Regions from separate parts of the Mus musculus genome. Here region 2 is linked to region 1. A link is a loop called in an ENCODE intact Hi-C map of the cell type or tissue named here. Cell type or tissue: heart. All regions are shown on one strand. Each heading gives the region's core, and the rest is flanking DNA. Links, peaks and the distances in the headings are about the cores only.

Region 1 (8,279 bases), core at 2,206-6,205:
GCATGCTGATGTAACCTGGCTGCTGTGAATACTCTAGCAATTGGTGGCTCTGTTTCTTCAGGGGTGAGCGAGCACAGGAACACTATAGCTGGAATATATGTGAGTTCAATTTTTAATTTTCTGAGGACTCTCCATATCTATTTCCATAGGAATTGCAATAATTTACATTCCCTCCAGTGATATATACACAAGAATCCTTACCTGCCTTTGGTTTCTGTTTCTCTACTTATGGCCATTCTGACTAGGGTGAGGGGACATCTCAAGCTAGTTGGGGTTTTGTTTGGGACAGGGTCACTATAGCTCTGGCTGACTTGGAACTTGGTATGTAGACTAGGCTAACCTGGAACTAACAGCAATCCACCTGCCTCGGCTGGGTGTAAAGTTATGTGGCACCACACCCAACTCCGTGTGGTTTAGATTTGTGTTTCCTGGAGGCGAGGCTAGGAGTGAGCATTTCCTTCTGTTATTATAAAGGCCAATCTTTGATTTCACTTTTAACAATTTTCTTAGTTACATTGTCTCAAATCTGGGCTCTGTACAAATGTGATCTTAGGGGCTGATAGTATTGCAAATACTAATTTGCTGCTTAGCAATGGAAAATGAGAAAATCATGATTTATGAGTAATCTAGGTGGCTAGAGAGTTGGCTCAGTGGTTAAGAGCACTGACTGCTCTTCCAGAGGTCCTGAGTTCAATTCCCAGCAACCACACGGTGGCTCACAGCCATCTGCAATGCCATCTGACACCCTCTCCTGGTGTGTCTGAAGATAACTACAGTGTACTCCTATATATTAAATAAATAAATACAAAAACTTTTTTTTAAAAAAGAAATGAATAATCTAGGCATAGTGGCCTGTGCCTGAAACCCTAGCACTTGGCCATAGGCAAGAGGATCAATTCAAAGCCAGCTTCAACTAACTAGTAAATTCAAGGCCAGCCTGGGCTACATGATACCCAGTCTCAGAACCCCAAAACAAACAAAAAATAAGTTATCAGTAATAAGCAGAGACAGGTTTGCAGTGATCTGCAGGTCAAGTGACAGAGCAAAGGGTTGTGAGCTCAATGATAAGCAGACCTGGGTAAACACCCGCTATGGGAATATTCCTTCTGCTTTGATCTCTGTCACTTTTGATAAGTTTAAAATCATTTCAAGTGAAAAAAATTTCAAAAATAAGGTTAGCGACCATCTCTGTGGGTGTTTTCAATCGTTTTGGTAAACACCAGTTTATCTGAAACCGTAAGTTGTTCATTGCTGGGAGGGGAAGCTTGCTGTGGTTGCTTTGAGTAAGAAAGAGTTAACTGCTAACGTCCTTGGAAGGTCCCATACACTTGGCTAAGTACTTCACGTATCTGAACTCATTTAACTGTTCCAACACCGAGAGTAAGTATTCTTCCAGTCCTCTGAGGTGCTGTGGGTTGAACCCAGGGACTCAGGGATGCCAGCCAAGCACTCCATTTCTGAGCTACACCCCAAGCTGGGAAGTATTTTCATTATCCCCTTTTGGTAGCTAAGTACACTGAGCCTGTCCCAGGTTATAAACCCCTCCTCAAAGCATCTCACACAAAACCCAGATTCTCCACACAGTCCCTGTTAATGGTCTATAATTGCCATTTCACACTTATACTAGACCTCTTGTTTGAGTCTGGCTTATTTTTGCTTGGGAATTTATAATAATCTCCTGGTCTCTGTTTTTACTTTGGGGAAAAGAAAAGGGGAGGAAAAGATGAAAAACAACAAACACAGTGAGATTCTGTCTCAAAATATAAACAAACAAACAAGATGATAAATAAATAAATAAGTTTGTGTGTTTTGTTTTCATGCACATATGTGCACTATGTGTGTGTGTTTGGTGCCCATGGAAGCCAGCAGAGAATGTTGGATCCCCTGGAATTGGAGTTGCAGGTGGTTGGGAGTCACTGTGTGGACATGGGAATTGAACCTAGATCTTTTAGAAGAGCAGCCAATGCTTTTAACCACTGAGACATCTCACCAGCCTCGAGATAGAGACTTACCAACTGATTCTGCTGGGCACGAGGAGTGGCAATAGACTGCATTGTTATGGGGACCTCTGTAGCTTCCTGGATCAATAACTACTTAGTTATCCCACACATGGCACTGGGATTTTTGTCTAGTGACCCATGGTTTCAAGATCTGGTTAGGACACACAGGCAGGTACCACCTCATGAGCTATATAAAAGATTTTCAGGGGCTGGAGAGATGATAGATCAGTGGGTAAGAGCACTGACTGCTCTTCTGAAGGTCCTGAATTCAAATCCCAGCAACCACATCGAGGCTCACAACCATCTGTAGTGAGATCTGATGCCCTCTTCTGGGGTGTCTGAAGACAGCTACAGTGTACTTACATATAATAAAGAAATAAATCCTTTTAAAAAAAGATTTTCAGGAGTAGATTCTGGAAAATATGGTCTCCCACTTATCTTCTAAAGGTCATAAGGTCATTTTCCAGCATCCTTATCAAAGCCTGTCTCTCTAGCTTCTTTTTAGGGGCAGAAAGATGGAATGGCTATAAAAAAGGCTAACTGGCCTTCTAGAGGGTCAGAGTTCAGATCCTGTTGGGGGTGCGCTTTGAAGTTCCAAAAGCCCTCTCCCCATCCCCCTCCATCTCCCCCTCCCCCTCCCTCTCTCTTCCCCTGCTCCCTGCTCATTGCTCCCTGCTCAAGGATCAGATGTAAATGCTCAGCTACTGCTCCAGAGACATGCCTGCCTGTTGCCATGTTGCCCACCATGATGGCCATGGAATCTTACTTTCTGGAACTGTAAGGCTCCAATAGACTCTTTCCTCTAGGTATTGCCTTGGTCAGATGTCTTATAGTAATAGAAAAGCAACTAAAGCCGGGCATGGTGGCACATGACTTTAATCCCAGCACTCAGGAGACAGAGGCAGGCGGATTTCTGAGTTCGAGGTCAGCCTGGTCTACAAAGTGAGTTCCAGGACAGCCAGGGCTATAAAGAGAAACCCTGTCTCGAAAAACAAAACAAAACAAAACAAAACAAAACAAAACAAAACAAAACAAAACAAAGCAACTAATATACATCTAGTCGATATTTGGAGATATTTAGCCACATTTACCAATTTTTTTTAGTTTGTGAATTTAAAACTTTGGGGGGTGCGGGTAGATGGTGCAGTCTATAAAGTGCTTGCCTCTTAAGTGTGAGGATGTGAACTCAATTTCCATCACTGATGTTAGAGCCAAGAGTGCCCCTGTCCTCCTGGCACTAGGAGGCAGAGACAGGAGGATCCCTGTGTTGGCTGACTGGACAGTGGAGCTAAGTCTGGGAGCTCCAGGTTGCTAAGGGATCTTGTCTCGAAAACCAAGGTAAAGAGCAGTGGAGGGGAACAGTGAGATCAGCCTCTGGCAGCCACATGCCTCTGCATATACATGCTTGCACAAGTATCTTGACATGAATGTACACATACACACAGGCACACATGCACACATACACACACATGCACATATACACAATACATATATGCACACATGTACACATACACACAGGCACACATGCACACACATATACATGCACATATACACACAGGCACATACACATGTGCACATACACACACATACATGCACATATACACACAGGCACACATGCATATACATAAATGCACATATACACACATGCATGTACACATGCACACATGTACACATACATGCACATATTCACACATGCACATACATAAATGCACATATACACATAGGCACACATGCACACACACACACACACACACACACACACACACACACACACACACACACACACACACACACACACACACATTTAAAGATAAAAACTCTGGAACCAGTAGGGTTTTTTGCAACTCTTAAACAATAGGTGAAAACCTCTAGGACTTGGGCATCAGGCTTCAGGCTTTCAAGTCACAGTCAGCATTTTAGGCCTGGACTCTAGAAAGAAAAATACAGATGTCCATTCAACAAGTACAAAATTACAAATAAATAGGAATAAATTTTGTTACTTTACTGTACCCTAGGGTACAGTTAACAATCATGAGTATTTCAAAATTCTAGACATTTTTGAACTTTTCACCAGGAATAAATGATGAACATTTGAGGTGACAGCTATGCTCCTTACAACGATTTTATCGTTATATTTATATAATATATATATATATATACACACACACATATATATATACACACACACACATATATATATATGTATGTATGTATGTATGTATGTATGTATGTATGTATGTATGTATGTATGTATGTATGTATGTATCAGAACACTACGTGGCTCCTATAAACCTGAAGAAATATTTACCAGAAATCTACAACATGAGAACCGTAGTGCTAAAGTGTAATGTGAGGAAAGACTGTTTCACTAGGGGGCGCTCTGTCTCCTCTCTCAAAGGCAGAGCTTCCGGTTTGGGGAGCAAACAGGCTTGGGGATCAGCTGAGGAGGGGCTTAAGTACATGCCGGTGCAGAGGACCAGGGGCTACCTCCTCAGATACACAGGATTAGTTACTGTCTTGGTTAATGCAGATATGTTTGTGCAGTGTATACTGGCAGGTTCTGTTCACATCAGTTCACCTGGAGGTGCTTGGCCTGTGATTTCTCACACACAGCACCTTGATACTGTGAACGTCGGAGGCAGTGTTTTTGGCCTAGGAAGTACCGCCGAGTCTGCATAAATGCAACAAGGCCGCCGGAGGACGGTTTTTAATCTGGTGCCAGTTTTGCTTGCTGTAGCTTTGTCTTTTTCCTGGGAGCCAATGACATGGTTCTAATTAAGTCTGCACTGAGCTGTCAGTTTCCAGACAGGGATTTTATATCACAAGAATATGGAGGCTGATTTACGAATTCCTTGAAGGTCTTTTCTAGAACAAAATTCAGTGGATTTCTTGCCCTTTTAATAATTGCTTAAACTCAAATTCCTTACTCCCCAGTAAGCCACACTTCCCCTTCTGGGTGGCTGGGTAGAGCAGGGCACCAGAAAGAAGCCTGTGCTTACCATGGCATAACCTGTCCCCCTCCCCCCGCCGCCCCCTCCCCCGCCCGCCAAGCTCCCCCGCGCACCCCCCCCCCCCAAATCATCTGAACATCCTGAGTCATGATGGCACCTTGTTTCTACCTAGAAAAGCAACAGCTCTCAGGCAGGACTGTGCCAGTAGGTGTGCACACTGGCAGTGAAACACTTGCCGAATTTGAATTCCCGGGGATAATGGCTTGGTTTCACAAAGACAGGAATCATCATCATCATCATCATCATCATCATCATCATCATCATCATCATCACAATTTATGTATAATTGCAGTTCCAGAGGATCCAACAACGCTCTTCTGGCCTCCTCAGGCACTAGCAGTGCACAGACATACATGCAGGCAAAATACTCATATGTATTCTATGGAGATCACCTGTCAATAAAAATGCCAATGGCCAATGAGCTGAAGCAGGAAATAGGAGGTAGGACAGGAGAGGTAACTGACCATGTGGTAGACATAGAATAGTTTGAATGGGTTCAATAAGTTATGTGCTAGTCAGGGAATGAACCAAAGCTTATGGTCTAGGCGTTTAATAATAAAGAATTACATCATTCTGCAAGCTGGGGCTGGGAAAACTTGGAATTTAGTTCATTTTCCACGATTCAATAAAAATAAATATAAGGAAAGAGGAAAAAGAGATCTGTGGAAGTGAAGCAACTCACCCAGAGACAAGCTCTGCTGATTCACAACCCGCAGTGAGTTCCGGGAAGAGTCCTGGCACTTCAGCTCCAGAGAATATGACATTTCTGGACTCTGTTGGCACTTGAACACATGTGAACATACCCACATGCAGGCACACACACCTACAAGAATTTAAAAGAGAATGAAACCAATCTTTTGTTTTGTTTTGTTTGTTTGTTTTTGTTTTTGTTTTGTTTTGTTTTGTTTCGAGACAGGGTTTCTCTGTATAGCTCTTGCTGTCCTGGAACTCACTTTTGTAGGCCAGGCTGGCCTTGAACCCAGAACCAATCTTTAAAAGTAATAAAAATTCAAAGTTTTTTTTGGGGGGGGGGTATGACAGCCTTGGCTGTCTTGGAGCTCACTGAGTAGCACCAGCTGGCCTGGAACTCACAGAAATCTGTCTATCTCAGTCTCCAAATCCTGGCATTAAAGGCACGTGGCTCCTATGTCTTAAAAGGAAGGAAATTTGAACCTATGCCACTACATGGCTAACACTGAGGACACTATGCTGAGTGAAATAAGCAGTTATGGGAAAGTGCAGCGTGTTTCATTCACATGAGGTGTCAATGAAAGAGAGTGAAAAATTATTTAAGCCCCTAGACCTGTGTCCAAAATAGACCTCACTAATGGCAGGGAATAGAATTTGCCCCATTGCTCCAAGAAATGTTTGTACAGAATACTCTAACCGTTCCTTAAACCCGTTATGCAAGCTTGCCAAACGCTATAGCCCAATGCCAGGGGTTTGCGGGGGTTTTGCCTTTATAAACCCCTTACCCCTTGAGCTCATCATCGACTCCTCTACCCCTGTGTGGGATACGAGTTGTCCCCAGTGCACTGGTCTTTCTCGAGTAAACCTCTTGCAGTTTGCATCAAGACCATTTCTTTTGAGTGATTTTTTTTGGGGGGGAGGGGGTTCGAGACAGGGTTTCTCTGTGTAGCCCTGGCTGTTCTGGAACTCACTCTGTACACCAGGCTCGCCTCAAACTCAGAAATCTGCCTGCCTCTGCCTCCCGAGTGCTGGGATTAAAGGCGTGCGCCACCACGCCCGGCTAAACATAAGAAAATTTAAAAGTCCAAAACAAAGGTAGAGATCTGAGCTGCAAAAGATACAGTCTTGACCCTAAGGACAAATGCCGAATTCTGGTAGCCTTGAACTCAAGACTTGAAAACCATGTGTGTTGTGCATCAGGGAGGAAGTTCAGGGCCCATCAAGGATGGAACATCCAGTAGGAGCCACTGGCAGAAAACTTGAACCAAGGGACCAAAACCAAGAATATCCTCAATGAGGATGGATGAAATATCCTGGTGACAGATTATACTCAAAGCCAGTCTTTACGTGATTTTGTACCCCAATTAGTACTACCTACATACATATCCTCCAGACAGACACTGTCTACTATTACTGACTCCTAAGGGCAGTGAGTATCTACGAGAAGCAAATACAAACCATCCCCCAAGAGACAGATTTCCAATTCAAACCTCAATGTTTCCCACAGATTCTAAATAACAGAAATCCATGGAAAAACAAAGTCGCAAAGCATAGAAGCAGGAAAGGCACAGCCAGGAGGCACTGACCTCCTCTGGCTCAGAATGCCGGCTCTTAGAAGAGACTGAGGCAGGAGGAGTGCCACCATTTAAGGCAATCCTGAGCTACACAGTGACTTTGAAGCCAGCCTGGGCTACAGAATGAGACCCTGGAATACCAGATGAGGGACTAGATACAGCTCAGCAGTTAAGAGTGCTTACTGCTCTTGCAGAGGACCAGAGTTCAACTTCCAGCACCCAAGTTTAGCTGCTTACAACTTCTTGTAATTTCAGCTCCAGGGGCATCCCCACCCCTAACACACATACATACAAACATATGCACATACTCCTATATAGACATGGACATAATTCTAACAAACAAATCTTTAAAAAACAAGTTAGTTAATTAGGAGATCAGACATGGATTCTATCCTATCCATTTAAAAAATTTTTTTAGATTTACATTTATTACATGTATATCAGTGCTTTGCTTACATGTATGTATGTATGTATGTATGTATGTATGTATGTATGTATACCTACTGTGTGAGTGTCTGTTGTCAGAAGAGGGTGTGGGATCCCCAGAAACTGGAGTTAGAGATAGTTATGAGTCATCTTGTGGGTTCTGGGAACCAAACCCAGGCCCTCCAGAAGAGGGGCAAATACTCTTAAGCACTGAGCCTTTTGTTCAGCCCTACTGCTCTGTCCTGGAACTTACTCTGTTCCAAGCTGGCCTCCAATGTACAGAAATCCACCTGCCTCTGCCTCCCAAATGCTGGGATTAAAGGTGTGTGCTACCACCGCCCAACTTATCCAATATTTTTTAAAATATTCAGTTCTTTAAAAATACTGCCCCCAGCCCTGTTGAGGGGGTGATGGCACATGCCTTTAATCCCAGCACTCAGGAAGCAGAGCAGAGACAGATGGATTTCTGAGTTCAAGGCCAGCCTGGTCTACACAGTGAGTTTCAGGATAGCCAGCTCTACACAGAGAAACACCTGTCTCGAACAAAAATTTTAATCACATTTTATTGTTGTGGAAAA
Region 2 (4,000 bases), core at 1-4,000, 95 kb after region 1:
GTCTGCCTTGTAAATGAACTCAAAATAGAATGCCAAAACGCTTTAAATAAAGATCATTTAGAGATATCAAGAATATGTAAATCTTTGTGTTCATGTATACTTGAGTATTTTTTAATGACACCTTTGTCCTCTCTTTTTGTTTGCTGTTGATGAAAGGATATTTTGGAACAAAACGAGGCTTTGAAAGCTCAGATTCAACAATTCCATTCCCAGATAGCAGCTCAGGTAATGGTGCTTTTTAATTGATTACCGTTAATCATAGCTTTCCAGCCGTTGTAACAGTTATCTGACCGTTTCTATAGTGCCAAACTTCAGTAGTTGGGAGACTAGTCAATGAGTCAGTTTGTAGTGGTACAAAGTTTCAGCCACTAAATATGATATCTAATATTGGGCAGCACTGAGAACCCCAAATCTGTGTTATTAGAAGGGGTAGGCGAGAACACTCACTCCTGGGGAAGGCTCTGAACTCTGTCACAAAACAAAAGGGCTGGCCAGTGTAAGGGCAGGCTAGGGCTTATGGGGTGGTTGATGCACTGTCACGGAAAGCTGACTTTGCTCAGGAATCCCACACATGCACAGCGGGGAGCTGGCTTATTTGCAGAAGGCTCAGTTTGAAATGTATAATTCCGTTTAGTTAGTAGCAAACATTGATACCATTGCTGCTTTCCTTGATTGATTGACTGATTGATTGATTGATTAATTGATTGATAGGCTTTGTAATATAAATGATAGGACATTCAGAAAAATGTGAAGGCTTCCACAAATACATATACTATAAATTTCAATTTCAGTTGAATGTTAAAATTATAAAAATTATTTATAGCAGCAAGTACTAGAAATTTGACTCTTGGACTACGGAGATGGCTCAGCAGTTACATGTATGTGCTTGCTGCTGGTTCAGAGGACCAGAGTTTAGTTCCCAGCACCTGTGCCAGGTGATTCACAACTGCCTCAACATCAACTCCAGGGACTCTAATGGCCTCCTCTGTCACTGCACTCATGTCATGTGCACATGTCCCCCATTGCTTACACATATTCCAAATAAAAACAAATCTTTAAAAAAAAAAATTCGCTTTTACATAATAAGTAATTTTAACATTAAAAGGTAATTTTAGAGTTCAAACTTCCAAAGCTTTGTGCACATAAATGGTTTTTCCTAGTTGCTTTTTTGTAGAGATGATACTGTAAAATTAGCTGGGGGAGAACCATCTAATCAGCAAAATGGAGCTGTATGTTTGTGAGTTACCAACTCCACTTAGATTGGGATCTTTGTCAGCTGAGCGGTAGTGTTCCAGCTTGTCAGAATGCCTGAGTGTGCTGAGAACCTCAGTAGTGGAGAGACATCACTGACAGGCTCCTCACTGTCTGATCATGAAGGGGATCCTGTCAGACACTTTTGCTGAGGAAGAGACGCACAGGGCTAGGGATGGCCTCTGTGGTTGTCTCTGCCCCTTATGTACTTGCTGCTTGTCATTATTCCGTGATGTGTTGTGTTAATTCCTTAATAGTGGCTGTTGGAGATCAGATATGCTTTCAGAATGATAGCTACTCACCATAGACCAGATATGTCTTTAACAACTTTATATGTTAATTTCTCTCTCTTTTTAAAAGCTCTGTTTTGATTATTGTACAGCTTTTAAGCTTTTTCTCAAATGCTCTTATGTTGATAATGTTTTTCTTTCTCAGACCTCCGCTTCAGTTCTAGCAGAAGAATTACATAAAGTGTAAGCTTGCCATTCCACACTTCTCTTATAATTGATAACCACTAACAGATGCCTGCTTGATTCAATACACAATTAATTTCATTCTCTTACCTGTTTGGAAAATTACCCTAAACTCTATTTTGATCTTCTCTTCTAACCTGTGTCTGTTTAGTCCCCAAACATTACACTTTGTTTTTGTTGTTGTTATAATAGAGCTGCCTAACTTTCCTTCATTTGCAATATTGGTAACGATGTAGAAGAGGCACTTGTGGTTTCAGAGTAGTGAAAGGAAATTAGTGCTTAAATTTGCTTTGTACTTGTGGTTCTGCTGTGTCTAGCCCTGTGACAGTAGGCCATACACTCAAAGTAAATTTGCATAGTTACATAACTATACAGATATGGGGCAGTTGTGTGCAGATGACCTATAATCTGGTTTTGATACCAGACTTTTCAATGTAAGTTAACTTCTTTGACTTAAGTTTTAAATAATGGATCTGTTTGTCTATCCATCTGTGTATCTATGATTTGGGGCCTCATTCTGTAGCCTAGACTGTCCTTGAATTTGTGGTGATCTTCCTGCCTTTGCCTCCTGAGTACTGGTGTGAATGACCATCCTGCCATAAAATAGGGGATATTTGGGGGTAGAGAAAGGCTCTCATTGTCAAGCCTGATTGATGTAAATACTATACCCTGGTCTCACATGCTGGAAGGAGGGAGCAAACTTTTGCAAGTTCGTTCTCTCTCTCTCTCTCTCTCTCTCTCTCTCTCTCTCTCTCTCTCTCTCTCTCTCTCTCTCTGTCATCATGCTTTATGATGCTTACTAGTAGACTAAATAGTATCTCAAGAAAGAGAAAGTACAGTTATAGGAGAAACTTACTTACTTGAGATGATCCTTTCCGTGTAAGACTTTTAAATCCTGTTTGTAAATGCTTTTGTATTTTCTTGAAGGATTGCAGAAAAGGACAAGCAGCTAAAGCAGACTGAAGATTCATTAGCGAATGAACAGGATCACTTAGCAAGCAAGGAGGAGGAGCTTAAGGTACAGTAGCTCATATAGCTTGCTGTAGGATTTTATAGGACTCAAAGCTGAATTACCCTAAAGATTATAGCCAGTATGCATTTGTATGAAGGATGAAAAATACTCTAGAACTCATGGAAAATGCTTTCTCTTTTCTGAACTGTAAAGAAGGATACTTCTTAAGCTCTAAAAGGAAAAGCCCAGAAGGGTTCTTTTCACATAATGCCTTCCATAACAATTCCAGAAACTTGCCAAATAACACAAATGAATGATATATATATGATTTAGGCAATTTATAATCTGAGACCTTTACTTAACTCTTAAGCAGAACCTTGCCACAAGTTCAGTTTGAATTATATGAAATATTTTAATCCTGTATCCTTTTTTTTTTCTTGCTCTAGGATGTACAGAATATGAATTTCTTATTAAAAGCTGAAGTGCAGAAATTGCAGGCCCTGGCTAATGAGCAGGTAAATAAGTCACTTTTCCTTTTGCTTATTTATCTGAAGACGTTTGATGTGTCTTTTTTTTGAGTCTGTGAGCCTCGGTTTTCTGTGTCTATGCTGGTTACTTATGTTTGGCCGTGGGATATTACTGAGAGCTAATGCACAGACTGCTTAGATGTCATTGATTCATATTGGAATTAATGTTTGGTACAGTGACTGAACCACTTCTGAGATAGAAGAGATTGTTAAAACAGTCGCAGCATTTTAACCCATTTGGATTTTTCCATCTAATGTGTAAAGGGAAAACCTTAATTAGAGAAAATTGGCCTCCAAGAAGTTAAAAATAATGGACAATAAAACAGAGAATACCGCCAGTGTGGTGGCGCACGCCTTTGATCCCAGCACTCGGGAGGCAGAGGCAGAGGCAGAGGCAGGCGGATTTCTGAGTTCGAGGCCAGCCTGGTCTACAAAGTGAGTTCCAGGACATCCAGGGCTACACAGAGAAACCCTGTCTCGAAAAACCAAAAAAAAAAAAAAAAAAAACCAAACAAAAAAAACCCCAAAACATAGAATATATAGTTTGTTATAGTTTTAATCCATATGTATGGAAATACAAGTTTTTATATGAATAAATGAATAGTTTAGATGGTTTCCTAAGATGATAAGATTCTTATTTTATTCTGAATACAGGCTGCTACCGCACATGAGGTGGAGAAGATGCAGAAGAGGCGAGTAATGTATTTTGTGCAGAGACTCCTGCATGTGTGTTTATGTGCAGTGATTCTTCCAGCTGAGGCTTGTGCAGACAGCCCTGAAAACCTTGACTGTCTCTT

Evidence for each region. A loop is a pair of places that touch in the nucleus more often than their neighbours do. Peaks named below come from ENCODE experiments on the same cell type or tissue, not always from the same donor. Only the 100,000 strongest peaks of a DNase experiment are listed, where the experiment ranks them.
Region 2: a loop joins it to region 1, with 3 times the contacts of the local background. A loop is called at or near these places in 10 of 42 quality-filtered maps.

What each region holds. Positions count from the first base shown.
Region 1 is chr14:47,593,631-47,601,909 of GRCm38, forward strand. No RefSeq gene overlaps it. Among named protein-coding and RNA genes, the nearest start is that of Atg14, 29 kb to the left of the region's middle. In heart, for the core only: a CTCF peak has its summit at 4,376 (motif pointing right); no DNase peak of the experiment used is centred there; H3K4me3 peaks cover 296 bases; H3K27ac peaks cover 320 bases.
Region 2 is chr14:47,690,753-47,694,752 of GRCm38, forward strand. It overlaps Ktn1 (kinectin 1), which reads left to right. Exons shown (of 39, transcript NM_001347527.1): 12 at 157-225; 13 at 1,687-1,724; 14 at 2,652-2,742; 15 at 3,123-3,191; 16 at 3,858-3,895. Among named protein-coding and RNA genes, the nearest start is that of Ktn1, 43 kb to the left of the region's middle. In heart, for the core only: no CTCF peak of the experiment used is centred there; no DNase peak of the experiment used is centred there.